2 separate regions of the Mus musculus genome follow, and region 1 is linked to region 2. Evidence: chromatin loops called from intact Hi-C (ENCODE). Cell type or tissue: heart. All regions are shown on one strand.

Region 1 (2,500 bases), 150 kb after region 2:
AACAGACAACCTTTGATACACAAAAGCTTCAATTCTCGGTTTAATAAAGCGTCCTGTGGATGAGATGCTCAATATTTGTTGATGGAAGAGTGCTGGGGCTAAAACCAACGAGCATATTGTGAGTAGTGACTAAACATGTTAAATGTAGGTTAAGTAAAAACTATCCCCTCCCTCATCATTGTTGTCTGACTTTGTAAGAGATCTGCACATATAAACATAATATATGGCGAAGTGAGTTGATGACTTACAGTATCTTCACCACTCGGAACATTTTTCAGAAAGTCCTTTGAGGTTTTAAGATTCAAATACTATTTAAAAAGAATTATTGTTTCAACTACCTAACAATTACCTAGACTTCTTCCAGACTTCATTTAACCTGTAAGTAAAATGAGCATCTTTAACTTTTCCACAGGGCATTTGGAGAATGAGTTATTACTCATAAACGCTTTCGGAGCCTCAGACACCAGCGCGGTACATCAAGCGTATCCATCAATTTGAGGGCTTTCTGGACCTCAGTTTACCCACGTACGGAAACGGGCTTGGCAAGGGCCGGGAGGTGAAATTAATTAGTGTTTTTAAAATGCTCTGAGATTCCCAAGATGAAAGGAAACGTAGAGGCACGCAGAGATGATGACAATAATCATAACAATAAAAAGAATGACTAACTTGGAATTCTGTGTTACGTAAGGAAGCTGAGAAGTTATCAGATTCACACAAACAAAAGAAAAGCCCACCGCCCCTTTGTTCCCCTTCCACTTCGCCGGCCTGCAGCCTGGCCGCGGGAGCGAGAACCGGGCCGCCGAGCTGGGGCTCCCCTCCGCCGCGCACCCGCTCCAGCCGTGGGGGAGGGCGTTCCGGGCAGCTCCTCACAAAGGCGCTTCCTCCCTCCGCGCGGGATGCGGCGCCGCAAACTCTGCTCCCCGCCGCCTCCCCGCGGGCGGGCGGGCGCGCAGGCCGCCGCGCCGCCACCGGCAAAGGCTCGGAGGAAGTTCCGCGCCGCCGGCCCTCGCGCCCCCGTTCGCCGCCCGCGCCGCACTCACCGGACGACTGCTGGTGGCCGGAACGCCAGCTCGGCCCGCCGCACGGACACCCGGGGCGCGGGGGCGGCGCGAGCACCGGTTGAACGCAGGCACCAGCGGAGCCCGCCGCCTTCCCGCCAGCCGCCGAGCCCCGCGAGGCCGAGTGGAACGCAGAGCCGAGCGCGGACTAGAGAGGGAGGCTCGGGCCCGCTTTGTGGTGAGCTCCCCGGGCTGCAGGCAGATCCGGTGGCGCCGCACGGCCGCTGCTGCCGCTGCTGCTGTTGTCGCTGCCGCTGCTGCTGCTGTTGCTGGCGCTGGAGAAGGCGGCGGCGGCGCCCCCGACGGTCCCTCCGCCTCGAACCGCCTTTGGGTCACTGACACACACTGGGAAGGAGGGACCGGGACTAGCGGGAGGGCGGGGCATAAGGGTAAGGGGCAGGGCCACATCGCGAGGCGGTGCCGAGAGGGCTCTTGGGAACTGTAGTTCTCTTTACCGAGAGAGAAAAAAAAAAGTATCTGTTGTGGAGGAGCCTACTGCTGGCTCTGCGCTGTGCACGCGCAAGGGGGTTGGGGCGGGGACTGTTGCCATAGTCACCCATTCACTAAGCCTGAAGGTTCTGGACTGTAGTTGACTAAACAAGGCTGGTCTTGTGTCTTTGGTGCCATTGGGTTCCTGCCCACAGCCAGTCCCTCCTGCTTCACCCCACCCCCAACCACTTCCAAGTGCCCAGTGAAATCTAACTTCCTCTTGACATGGCAGTCTCCTTGGTTGTTTAGATTTCTTCTGCAAATCATAAATACCCCCTTCCTTTGCCTCCTTCAAGAGAATTACCCAAGGTACTAAAAATCTACTTGTTCTTAGTGTTTTAACAATTAGGTTATAAAACTGTAGGGAGCGTGACCATTAACAGAATTCTGTAATTTCTTTGTTCGGTTAGTTACATTTAATTCCAACCCAAGTTCAGCATTAACAGCATTGTTGGATCATTGTACTGCAATTTGTTCATCTGAAAATCTATAGTTCTTCAAACATCCAGATTCCATAAATATATATTCAAAAGATAAGTAGAGAGAGTTCAGAACTGTTCAATGTATGTATTAGCCGATTCAAGTTTCTCACTATCAAATTACAACATACGGCACCTTGAAACATGGTATGGGTATGTTGTGCTCAGCTAAGTCTTACACCCTTTCTAAATGACCAGGTATGCATGTATGGTGGTGTGAGAAAACACAGTACTGGCTCTCCAGAAGGTTTACAGGTAATTTGCCTCAGTTTCCCTTAATAGAGTACCTAGAACCTGGAAGAAAAAACATTAATGCCAAGGAATCAGACATCTATTTCAAGATGGGAAACTAAGGATTTTCAAATAGTCTTAGGATCAAAAACCCTGGATGCCCACAGACCACATAATTATTTGATCAATGAAGAAATAAGTAATTTAAGAAACAAGTACACGGGAGACAGAGAATGGCTCAGC
Region 2 (2,500 bases):
GTTAATAGTTAATTAAGAATAGGTTCTGCAAATTGTCCTTTCATGGTTTATATAAGATCTAATTGTAATAAAAATTCTTATTCAGAAATATAATTTAGCTTTTCCAGAACACAAATACATGCAAATTTAATCCTCTGTTCCTAGTAAACTCTAGATAACTTTGCCAGTTATAATTTTGAAAACAATGAAAAACATTTTAGAAAGCCAAATGCTGTAGCAGCAATACCACAAGAACAAATTATATGAGTGTCAACAACAACACACGGATAGTGTGTACAGTTTTACTGTGAACAGACTGGTACTTATAGTAACAGTTCTAAGGTTGCCAGAACACAGTTTAAAACTAGCCAAAAGACAATACAAAAGTTAGCATCTAACATCCTAAACTACAACTATCAAGTACAAAGTGACCAATTTTACCTAATGATAATTAGTGTAGAGCACCAATACCCACTTCTAGGAAACCCAACTCACTGTACTACATACAGTCAGACATATCCTATCATTACATCTGTTCCAGCCAAACTGCTAGGGAGTCAAATAGTTTTCCAATTAGAGCTCCCATTTATAAAACTCAATGCCCATCAAGACCTGCAGCATAAGTTATCACCTTCTTCTCCATATACCACAAACAGCGTATCATAATATCCCCTGCCCGCTGAACATGTATTAAGACTGACCTGAGTTTGAGAACCCGAAATTAAATCAATTAGAAAACAGAAGTAGCCCAATTTAATTCTTCGAAAGTAAAAGACGTCTCTATAAGGACCAAAAACCAAACTTGGTTAAAAAGGTATTTTAAGAAACACTTTGTAACTCTAATAGGCCAAAATTCTTTAAAAAAAAAAAAAAAAAAGTCACCCTAAGCCATACACGGACAGGCCAAGTAGCTAATTATAATGGTCAGGCAAAAGTTCCCAGACAACCCACAGGGAACAGGGAAGGCCTGTCTTTGTATCCCTGCAGACAGCAGTTAGCAAAACTGAAAGAAATAAAATAATTTAAACTACAATGCAAAACTGCACAATGCCGAGTTCTTCTTTGGTTTAGTATTCTCGGGCGGGGGGGTGGGGGGGCGGTGTTTTTATTCTAGAAGGCTCCAAGAGGGGTTCAGGCCTGGCTGAAAGGAGACAGGGAAAGTTTGGGCTCCGCGTCTACAAGGACTGATGGAAGTTGCTGGTCCCGGATTCCGGAGAGGGGCGAGGGGACTGGGGCGGCACCTGCGGACGCCGGCCGGGGCTGGGGCACAGCTGCCGGCCCGGATCCTGGGAGTGCCGAGAAGGAAGTGGTGGTGGCGGGGAGGATGAAGCTTCGGCTCGGTCACCGGCTCCGAAACTCTGTCAGCTCCAAGCCCCGAGGAGACGGAGGGGGTGGGGTCCCGCCGCCCCGCCGGTCACCGGGTCGGGGGAGGGTGGCCGCGAAGCGCGGGCCCGGCACCTACCTGCGGTCCCGGGCGGCAGCCCCAGACGAGGCCTAGTGCACCGCCGCCTCCATCCCTCCACGTCGCGCCGAGACTGCTGCTCCGCGGCCGCCGCCGCCCTGCGCGCCGGGTCCGAGCCCGGTTCCCGCCTCCGCCCCGCGCCTGCTGGCCGGCGGGCCCGGGAGCACAGGGCCGCCCTCTCGAGCCCAGCGCCGCTCGGGGGCAGAGCGGCCGCGGCGGGCCCCTCACGTCTCGCCCGGGTGTCCTGTCAGCCAGCAGTCTCCCCCGGGTCCGCAGCGCCGCCTCCGCCGCTGCTGCCGCCGCCTCTCCCACATCCCCGGCCTCCAGGGGAGCCGCCGCCGCGCCGCGACCACCGCCCCCGGCGCCTCAGCTCCCCACGCCGCCGCCCGCCTCACGCCACCGGCCCGGCGCGGCTGGGTCCGCGGAGAGCGTGCAGCAGGCCGCCGCCGCCGCCAGGCCGCCGCAGCCCCCAGCCCACAATCCACCGCGGCGTCGCCGGGGCGGGAGGGCCGCGGCCAGACCGGGAGTCGCCGCGCAGCTCCGACAGGGCCTGGCGCGGCCGCCGCAGAGCTAGCGACCCCAGAGCGGGGACGACCCCGCGTGGCTGCCCCGTGCCTCCCCCTGTCGTCCTCGTAAAGGCAGGAGTCGTCTCGGATCTGCGCTCCAGCTCGCACGGTTCCCCCCCCCCGCCCAGGTTGTCCAAAGAAGCCGAGCGTTGCCTTCCGCCTTCCCTGGCGAGCGGGCGGGAGCGGACCCCTCGCCCCCCAGACCAACTGACTCCCGGCCGCTTACACCCACTAAAGCCCTAGCTTCCGCCTGCCCTGACTCCCTCAGCCCCTCATAGTAAACAAACATGGCTCCGTCTCCAAAATTAATGCCTTTCAAAGGTGAAAGGTCAACTCCAGATACCCCACTGGCCTCCAGCACTTAAGGCCTTTTGAGGCTACCCTGTCCCCCCAGTTCCTGGCTTCCAATCACCTGTCACATTTCTCAGGCGCATAAGTCAGTTGTCCCTGCCCTTTAAAAATCTGAAAAACTTGGGTGTGTGTGCTTATTATT

What was found. A loop is a pair of places that touch in the nucleus more often than their neighbours do. Peaks named below come from ENCODE experiments on the same cell type or tissue, not always from the same donor. Only the 100,000 strongest peaks of a DNase experiment are listed, where the experiment ranks them.
Region 1: a loop joins it to region 2, with 15 times the contacts of the local background. A loop is called at or near these places in 15 of 42 quality-filtered maps.

Annotation. Positions count from the first base shown.
Region 1 is chr11:21,090,219-21,092,718 of GRCm38, reverse strand. It overlaps Peli1 (pellino 1), which reads right to left and starts at 1,395. Exons shown (of 7, transcript NM_023324.2): 1 at 1,041-1,395. In heart, no CTCF peak of the experiment used is centred here; DNase peaks (open chromatin) are centred at 858 and 1,548; H3K4me3 peaks cover 1,947 bases; H3K27ac peaks cover 1,905 bases.
Region 2 is chr11:21,238,313-21,240,812 of GRCm38, reverse strand. Vps54 (VPS54 GARP complex subunit) reads right to left here and starts at 1,781. Exons shown (of 23, transcript NM_139061.5): 1 at 1,442-1,781. In heart, no CTCF peak of the experiment used is centred here; DNase peaks (open chromatin) are centred at 1,382, 1,492 and 2,212; H3K4me3 peaks cover 2,500 bases; H3K27ac peaks cover 2,083 bases.